Regions from separate parts of the Homo sapiens genome. Here region 2 is linked to region 1. The links are chromatin contacts, found by Hi-C or POLR2A ChIA-PET in ENCODE. All regions are on one chromosome and are shown on one strand. The core of a region is the stretch at or near the end of the contact, and the rest is flanking DNA. Distances in the headings are between cores, read along the strand shown. Region 1 holds the start of FMR1-AS1 (FMR1 antisense RNA 1). Region 2 holds the start of EOLA2 (endothelium and lymphocyte associated ASCH domain 2).

Region 1 (3,898 bases), core at 47-2,546:
GGTCTTTCCTGTTTGCTATGGCCTTGAGGAATGTGGCCCTAGATCCACCGCTTTAAAGCTGGAGTTCCACCAGCAGCAACATCCTCTCATTCTGGGGCACCTGCCTGGGGCAGGTCATCCTGCCTCTGCCAACTCAGTGCTATTAGTTAACTCTCACCTGCCATATTCCAGCTGGAATCATCTCCCCTTCTCCACCCCAGACTAGGTCATGTTCCGCCATCATGGAAGCGCCTATTCTTCATACCCCTTATCACAGCTGCAACTACTCATTTACTTGTCTGACAATTTGATTTATGTCCACCTACTTTGCTAGGTACTAAGTTCAATGCTGGCAGTCGTTTCTTCTTTTTTTTTCTTTTCTGTTTTGCTCACCGATTTCTCGTTAGCACTTAGCACAGTGTCTGGCACACGATAGATGCTCCGTCAACTTCTCAGTTGGATACCAGCATCCCGAAGGGAACATGGATTAAGGCAGCTATAAGCACGGTGTAAAAACAGGAATAAGAAAAAGTTGAGGTTTGTTTCACAGTGGAATGTAAAGGGTTGCAAGGAGGTGCATCGGCCCCTGTGGACAGGACGCATGACTGCTACACACGTGTTCACCCCACCCTCTGGCACAGGGTGCACATACAGTAGGGGCAGAAATGAACCTCAAGTGCTTAACACAATTTTTAAAAAATATATAGTCAAGTGAAAGTATGAAAATGAGTTGAGGAAAGGCGAGTACGTGGGTCAAAGCTGGGTCTGAGGAAAGGCTCACATTTTGAGATCCCGACTCAATCCATGTCCCTTAAAGGGCACAGGGTGTCTCCACAGGGCCGCCCAAAATCTGGTGAGAGAGGGCGTAGACGCCTCACCTTCTGCCTCTACGGGTCACAAAAGCCTGGGTCACCCTGGTTGCCACTGTTCCTAGTTCAAAGTCTTCTTCTGTCTAATCCTTCACCCCTATTCTCGCCTTCCACTCCACCTCCCGCTCAGTCAGACTGCGCTACTTTGAACCGGACCAAACCAAACCAAACCAAACCAAACCAAACCAGACCAGACACCCCCTCCCGCGGAATCCCAGAGAGGCCGAACTGGGATAACCGGATGCATTTGATTTCCCACGCCACTGAGTGCACCTCTGCAGAAATGGGCGTTCTGGCCCTCGCGAGGCAGTGCGACCTGTCACCGCCCTTCAGCCTTCCCGCCCTCCACCAAGCCCGCGCACGCCCGGCCCGCGCGTCTGTCTTTCGACCCGGCACCCCGGCCGGTTCCCAGCAGCGCGCATGCGCGCGCTCCCAGGCCACTTGAAGAGAGAGGGCGGGGCCGAGGGGCTGAGCCCGCGGGGGGAGGGAACAGCGTTGATCACGTGACGTGGTTTCAGTGTTTACACCCGCAGCGGGCCGGGGGTTCGGCCTCAGTCAGGCGCTCAGCTCCGTTTCGGTTTCACTTCCGGTGGAGGGCCGCCTCTGAGCGGGCGGCGGGCCGACGGCGAGCGCGGGCGGCGGCGGTGACGGAGGCGCCGCTGCCAGGGGGCGTGCGGCAGCGCGGCGGCGGCGGCGGCGGCGGCGGCGGCGGAGGCGGCGGCGGCGGCGGCGGCGGCGGCGGCTGGGCCTCGAGCGCCCGCAGCCCACCTCTCGGGGGCGGGCTCCCGGCGCTAGCAGGGCTGAAGAGAAGATGGAGGAGCTGGTGGTGGAAGTGCGGGGCTCCAATGGCGCTTTCTACAAGGTACTTGGCTCTAGGGCAGGCCCCATCTTCGCCCTTCCTTCCCTCCCTTTTCTTCTTGGTGTCGGCGGGAGGCAGGCCCGGGGCCCTCTTCCCGAGCACCGCGCCTGGGTGCCAGGGCACGCTCGGCGGGATGTTGTTGGGAGGGAAGGACTGGACTTGGGGCCTGTTGGAAGCCCCTCTCCGACTCCGAGAGGCCCTAGCGCCTATCGAAATGAGAGACCAGCGAGGAGAGGGTTCTCTTTCGGCGCCGAGCCCCGCCGGGGTGAGCTGGGGATGGGCGAGGGCCGGCGGCAGGTACTAGAGCCGGGCGGGAAGGGCCGAAATCGGCGCTAAGTGACGGCGATGGCTTATTCCCCCTTTCCTAAACATCATCTCCCAGCGGGATCCGGGCCTGTCGTGTGGGTAGTTGTGGAGGAGCGGGGGGCGCTTCAGCCGGGCCGCCTCCTGCAGCGCCAAGAGGGCTTCAGGTCTCCTTTGGCTTCTCTTTTCCGGTCTAGCATTGGGACTTCGGAGAGCTCCACTGTTCTGGGCGAGGGCTGTGAAGAAAGAGTAGTAAGAAGCGGTAGTCGGCACCAAATCACAATGGCAACTGATTTTTAGTGGCTTCTCTTTGTGGATTTCGGAGGAGATTTTAGATCCAAAAGTTTCAGGAAGACCCTAACATGGCCCAGCAGTGCATTGAAGAAGTTGATCATCGTGAATATTCGCGTCCCCCTTTTTGTTAAACGGGGTAAATTCAGGAATGCACATGCTTCAGCGTCTAAAACCATTAGCAGCGCTGCTACTTAAAAATTGTGTGTGTGTGTTTAAGTTTCCAAAGACCTAAATATATGCCATGAAACTTCAGGTAATTAACTGAGAGTATATTATTACTAGGGCATTTTTTTTTTAACTGAGCGAAAATATTTTTGTGCCCCTAAGAACTTGACCACATTTCCTTTGAATTTGTGGTGTTGCAGTGGACTGAATTGTTGAGGCTTTATATAGGCATTCATGGGTTTACTGTGCTTTTTAAAGTTACACCATTGCAGATCAACTAACACCTTTCAGTTTTAAAAGGAAGATTTACAAATTTGATGTAGCAGTAGTGCGTTTGTTGGTATGTAGGTGCTGTATAAATTCATCTATAAATTCTCATTTCCTTTTGAATGTCTATAACCTCTTTCAATAATATCCCACCTTACTACAGTATTTTGGCAATAGAAGGTGCGTGTGGAAGGAAGGCTGGAAAATAGCTATTAGCAGTGTCCAACACAATTCTTAAATGTATTGTAGAATGGCTTGAATGTTTCAGACAGGACACGTTTGGCTATAGGAAAATAAACAATTGACTTTATTCTGTGTTTACCAATTTTATGAAGACATTTGGAGATCAGTATATTTCATAAATGAGTAAAGTATGTAAACTGTTCCATACTTTGAGCACAAAGATAAAGCCTTTTGCTGTAAAAGGAGGCAAAAGGTAACCCCGCGTTTATGTTCTTAACAGTCTCATGAATATGAAATTGTTTCAGTTGACTCTGCAGTCAAAATTTTAATTTCATTGATTTTATTGATCCATAATTTCTTCTGGTGAGTTTGCGTAGAATCGTTCACGGTCCTAGATTAGTGGTTTTGGTCACTAGATTTCTGGCACTAATAACTATAATACATATACATATATATGTGTGAGTAACGGCTAATGGTTAGGCAAGATTTTGATTGACCTGTGATATAAACTTAGATTGGATGCCACTAAAGTTTGCTTATCACAGAGGGCAAGTAGCACATTATGGCCTTGAAGTACTTATTGTTCTCTTCCAGCAACTTATGATTTGCTCCAGTGATTTTGCTTGCACACTGACTGGAATATAAGAAATGCCTTCTATTTTTGCTATTAATTCCCTCCTTTTTTGTTTTGTTTTGTAACGAAGTTGTTTAACTTGAAGGTGAATGAAGAATAGGTTGGTTGCCCCTTAGTTCCCTGAGGAGAAATGTTAATACTTGAACAAGTGTGTGTCAGACAAATTGCTGTTATGTTTATTTAATTAAGTTTGATTTCTAAGAAAATCTCAAATGGTCTGCACTGATGGAAGAACAGTTTCTGTAACAAAAAAGCTTGAAATTTTTATATGACTTATAATACTGCTGTGAGTTTTAAAAGTAAAGCAAAAGTAAACTGAGTTGCTTGTCCAGTGGGATGGACAGG
Region 2 (4,016 bases), core at 1,317-3,816, 2.0 Mb after region 1:
TCCATAATCTCTATGGCCACAATCCCAATCCAATCCCCTAAAACCCCCTGCCTTCTGAAGAAGTCTCCTGATAGCACCCCCACCCCCCCCCAGCACTTGTCCTCTGCACTCTTGTGACCACACTGCCATCGGAATGATCTTGGTACAGGGACAATGAGATTATGTCACTCCTCTACTGAAACCTTTCAAGGGCTCCCTGCCCCAACTAGCACAGAATCCACACTTCCTCTCAGGGCACTCAAGGTCCCTCCTGATCTGGTTTCCCACCCCAGCCACGTCCTCTCCTCTCCCCTTTATTCACCACCCTGAAGCCACACAGGCCTTCCATCCCCTGAGGGAACATGCCAAGCTTGTTTCTACCTCAGAGCCTTTGTCAGTTGTGATGGGTTGCATTGTGTCCTCTTAAAATGCGTATGTTGAAGTCCTAAACCCCAGCACCTCAAAATGTGGCCTTATATATAAAAACAGAGTCATTACAGAGGCAATCAAGTGAGACTGAAGCCATCAGGGCGGACCCGCATCCAATGTGGCTGGCGTCCTTATGAAAAGGGGGATTTGAGAGACAGTCACGCACACAGGGAGAACACCATGAGAAGATAAACGCAGAGATAAGGGAGATGCTTCTACAAGCTAATGAGTGCCAAAGATTGCCGGCCAGCCGCCTGCAGCTAAGAGAAAGGGACAGACCAGATTGTCTTTCACAGCCCACAGAACAAACGAACCTGGCCACCACTTTGATTTCAGACTTCCATCCTCCAGAACTGCGAGACAATGATTGTCTGTTCTTTAAGCCAGCCCCTTTATGGTCCTTTGTTTCAGCCATCTTGGCAAACTGCTGTTCCCAACACATCTGCACAGGCTAGGGCACGAGTTTGCCATTTGACAGCACATCAAGCCCATTCTTTCCACCTGACAATCTTCATCTACCTTGTTTTTCACTGCCTGGGTGATATCCCATTGTTGGTCGTCTCATAATTTGCCTGACCATTCCTCCACTGATGGAGAGTTACAAGTTGCTTCCCACTTTTGCCACTAGAAATGACATTACTTCTAACACTCGCTGTGTGAAGACATGCTGAAGGAAATGCCTCGGCCGCCTGGCACGCCCATCTAAGATGCTGATATCTGCCAGCAAATGACTTTCCACAAAGACTCACCCGTGTACCCTCCACCAACCCATCCATGGTGCCATTTCCTCACACACTTGTGGCCCCTGAGCATGATTATTCTTCTGATGAGTGACCAAAGATAACCAGGTTCCTTGGTTCTGGATTACTTCTGACGGAGGCTGAATGTCCCCCACAGGGCCTGGCCACTTCCATCGGGATAAATGGCTACAGTGAATGTTTGCCTCTTTTCTGCCGCCCAGTTTCTTAGCCAACCCTTTTCTCGTCATCACCACAAAATCACAACAACTGTGTGTGTGTGGAATCCCTAGTAGGAACTGATGTAACTGAAAAGGCAAGAAGGGGGTTGAGTCCCCTCCTACCTGGTGCTGCAGAGAGTACCTGCTTTACGGCCAGAGGAGGAAACACTCTTCCACTTGGTTTCTTTACCTGCACAACAAGGAAGATAAAGAGGAAAGGTCATTAAATGCAAGTCAGCAAAGCTGGTTAATGGCCCTAGGAAGGTCTTCTACTCAGCAGGCATTGGAAACCAAGAGCTGGGAGGGCCGGTCCTAAGAGTAACACATGTGCACCTCACTCACGGTTTGGTTCTGCTAATCAGAGCGGTGGGACCCTCCACATCTGTCTGGGTCACAGGGTGCACCAGTCCGCAGAGCAGAAAATCATTTCAGCAAGTTGAGTCACATTCCTACAGCTGAGCACGCTCCATCCGAGGGGAGAAAAATCACACTTCCCCTCCCATTGTCATCGGACGAGGGTTTGGGGGGCCTAAATCCCATTGTCCACTGCTTAATTCTGGTTAGGTCATGCTGAGCACGGGGCCACAGGCCACAGAGCTATGCACCGCCCGGCCTGGGGTCCAGGCGAGCTTACAGCACAGGGGCCAAGCGGGAGGCAGGGAAGACCGGGCCGAGATGGGGCCGCTGTGTGTGGAGCAGCACTTGCAGACGCAGGTCGCGGGTACACGCGCTTAGAAGGAGGGGGGCCGAGACCATGGGGAGAGCAAGGGACACCAAAGGGCGCTTCGGGCGCGCCCCGCACGGGTTCTCTGCCCGAAACCCAGGGGAAAGAAACCCCAGCCCGCAAGTACCGTCTGCAAGAGGGCCGAGCACACGGGCTCCGGCATCAGGGGCCCTGGTACCTTTCAGCCGCGGCCGGTCTCACGGCCTCTGGACCCTGAGAGTCGTGGGCGTTCAGGGCCGACTCTGGCTTTTGGCCTCAGAGTACAGTCCTCCGCCTCCTCGCGACCCAGCGAGGCCACCGGAGCCAGCGAGGAGACGTGGGCCGCGGTGAGAAGAGAGAGCACCCGGCTCGTGTCAGGGCTGTAAGGTAGCTGCCGCTTACTCCCGGAAACCGGTGGCCAGTGACAGATGCTAGCGGTCCATAACTTCGGCTTTCATGCAGCTCCCGTCGTCCCTTTCATGAGGAACGTACGTGTGCGCGTAATCACGCACGTACGTACACCACGCACGTACGCAGGAGGCCCGTATTCAGCCACGCCTATACACCGCCAAATCGCTAGGAAGCCACGTATTCACGAAGCCACGCAGTGACGTCGCCACGCACGTACGCACGCACTTGCCACAAGGAGACGCTGTTCAGTTTACCGGATCCTGTCCCGCGCCAGCCAACCAGGACAAGGCCGGGGAGCTCGAGACAGGCAGCCTAGACCAAGAACCGGAAGGAGGAAAAGGAACCGGAGGGAGGAAGAGGAGGGGCGGGACGAGACCACCAGGCAGGATTTTTAAGCCCAGAGCTGCGAGACCAGCAGGAAGGAACTGGGAGAAACCAATGGGGAGGGGATGGGGGCGGGGCTGAGAGGAGGAGGGCGGAGCTGGGGGAGGGGAAGGGCGGGAGTGAGGAAACCGCTGGGGCGGGGTTGAGAGTGGGGCGGGGACTTGAGGGGATGGGGCGGGGACTTGGGATGGGGCGGGGACTCGAGGGGGTGGGGCGGGGCTGAGAGAAACCATTGGGGGCGGGGCTATGGGCGATCTGGGCGAGGAGAGGCTGCAGGAGGAGCTCGCGGACTCCTGAGAACCAGCGCGGGGAGGGAGGGGGCTGGTGAGAGGAGGAAGGTGGGGCTGAAAGAAACCAGTGGGGAGGGGTTGGGGGCGGGGCTTTGGAAGCTGGTGCTGGAGAAGCAGGGCAGGGCTGGGGGAGGAGTGGGGCGGGGCGGGGTTCGGGGGGGGCTGGGGCTCGGGGAGGGGTGGGGCGGGGCTGAGGGAACCGCCGGGGAGGGGCTCGGGGGCGGGGCTTTGAAAACAGCCTTTGGAGAAGCGGGGCTGGGGGGGCGGGGCAGGGCCGAGGGGAACCTCTGGGGTGGGGCTGGGGGGTGGGGTTTGCACGCAGCCACAGGAGAAACAGGGCGGGGCTCAGAAAAGGGTTGGATCGGGCTGAGAGAGACCGCTGAGGGGGGTGCTGGGGGCGGGGCTTTGGAAGCACCCGCGGGAGAAACAGGGAGGAGATGGGGAGAGGCGGGGCTCGGCGCGGGGCGGGGCTTCGGAGGCAGCCGCGGGAGAAGCAGGGGGGGGTTCGGGGCAGGGCGGGTCTGAGCGAAGCCATTGGGGAGCGGCTGGGGGCGGGGCCTTTTAACCAGCCGCAGGAGGAGCCGGGTGGGGCTGGGGCGGGGCGGAGCTGAGAGAAACCGCTGAGGATGGGCTGGGGGCGGGGCCTTGGAAGCAGGCGTTGGAGGGGCGGGGTAGGGCCGGGCCGAGAGAAACCACTGGGGAGGGTCTGGGGTCGGGGCTTTGCCATCAGTGGTGTGAGGAGCAGGCCGGGGCAGTGGGCAATTGAGCGAGGAACAGCTGCGGGAGGACTCCGCGGACTCCTGAGAACCAGCTTAGGGGAGCGGCGGCTTGGGGAGGTGTAGGGTGGAATCACGAGAAAGCT

Evidence for each region. A loop is a pair of places that touch in the nucleus more often than their neighbours do. ChIA-PET counts read pairs that join two places held with the same protein, here RNA polymerase II (POLR2A). Pooled maps may share reads with other maps.
Region 2: a map of naive thymus-derived CD4-positive, alpha-beta T cell shows a loop between it and region 1 (13-fold over the local background). The contact joins the promoter of EOLA2 here to the promoter of FMR1-AS1 in region 1. A Hi-C loop is called at or near these places in 1 of 168 maps with a recorded cell type or tissue (naive thymus-derived CD4-positive, alpha-beta T cell), 3 of 37 single-sample maps with no recorded cell type and 10 of 50 pooled maps. POLR2A ChIA-PET finds 5 or more read pairs at or near these places in 4 of 52 experiments (CD4-positive, alpha-beta T cell, K562, activated B cell and 1 more).

The regions. Positions count from the first base shown.
Region 1 is chrX:147,910,521-147,914,418 of GRCh38, forward strand. FMR1-AS1 (FMR1 antisense RNA 1) reads right to left here and starts at 1,297. Exons shown (of 2, transcript NR_024503.3): 1 at 1,122-1,297; 2 at 1-475. It overlaps FMR1 (fragile X messenger ribonucleoprotein 1), which reads left to right and starts at 1,399. Exons shown (of 17, transcript NM_002024.6): 1 at 1,399-1,710. The coding sequence starts at 1,660. RefSeq lists enhancers at 930-1,139, 1,720-1,819 and a silencer at 1,220-1,559.
Region 2 is chrX:149,935,925-149,939,940 of GRCh38, forward strand. It overlaps EOLA2 (endothelium and lymphocyte associated ASCH domain 2), which reads right to left and starts at 2,567. Exons shown (of 5, transcript NM_001013845.2): 1 at 2,269-2,567; 2 at 1,509-1,556. It overlaps EOLA2-DT (EOLA2 divergent transcript), which reads left to right and starts at 2,624. Exons shown (of 12, transcript NR_027456.1): 1 at 2,624-2,862. RefSeq lists silencers at 3,013-3,282, 3,393-3,472, 3,753-3,812.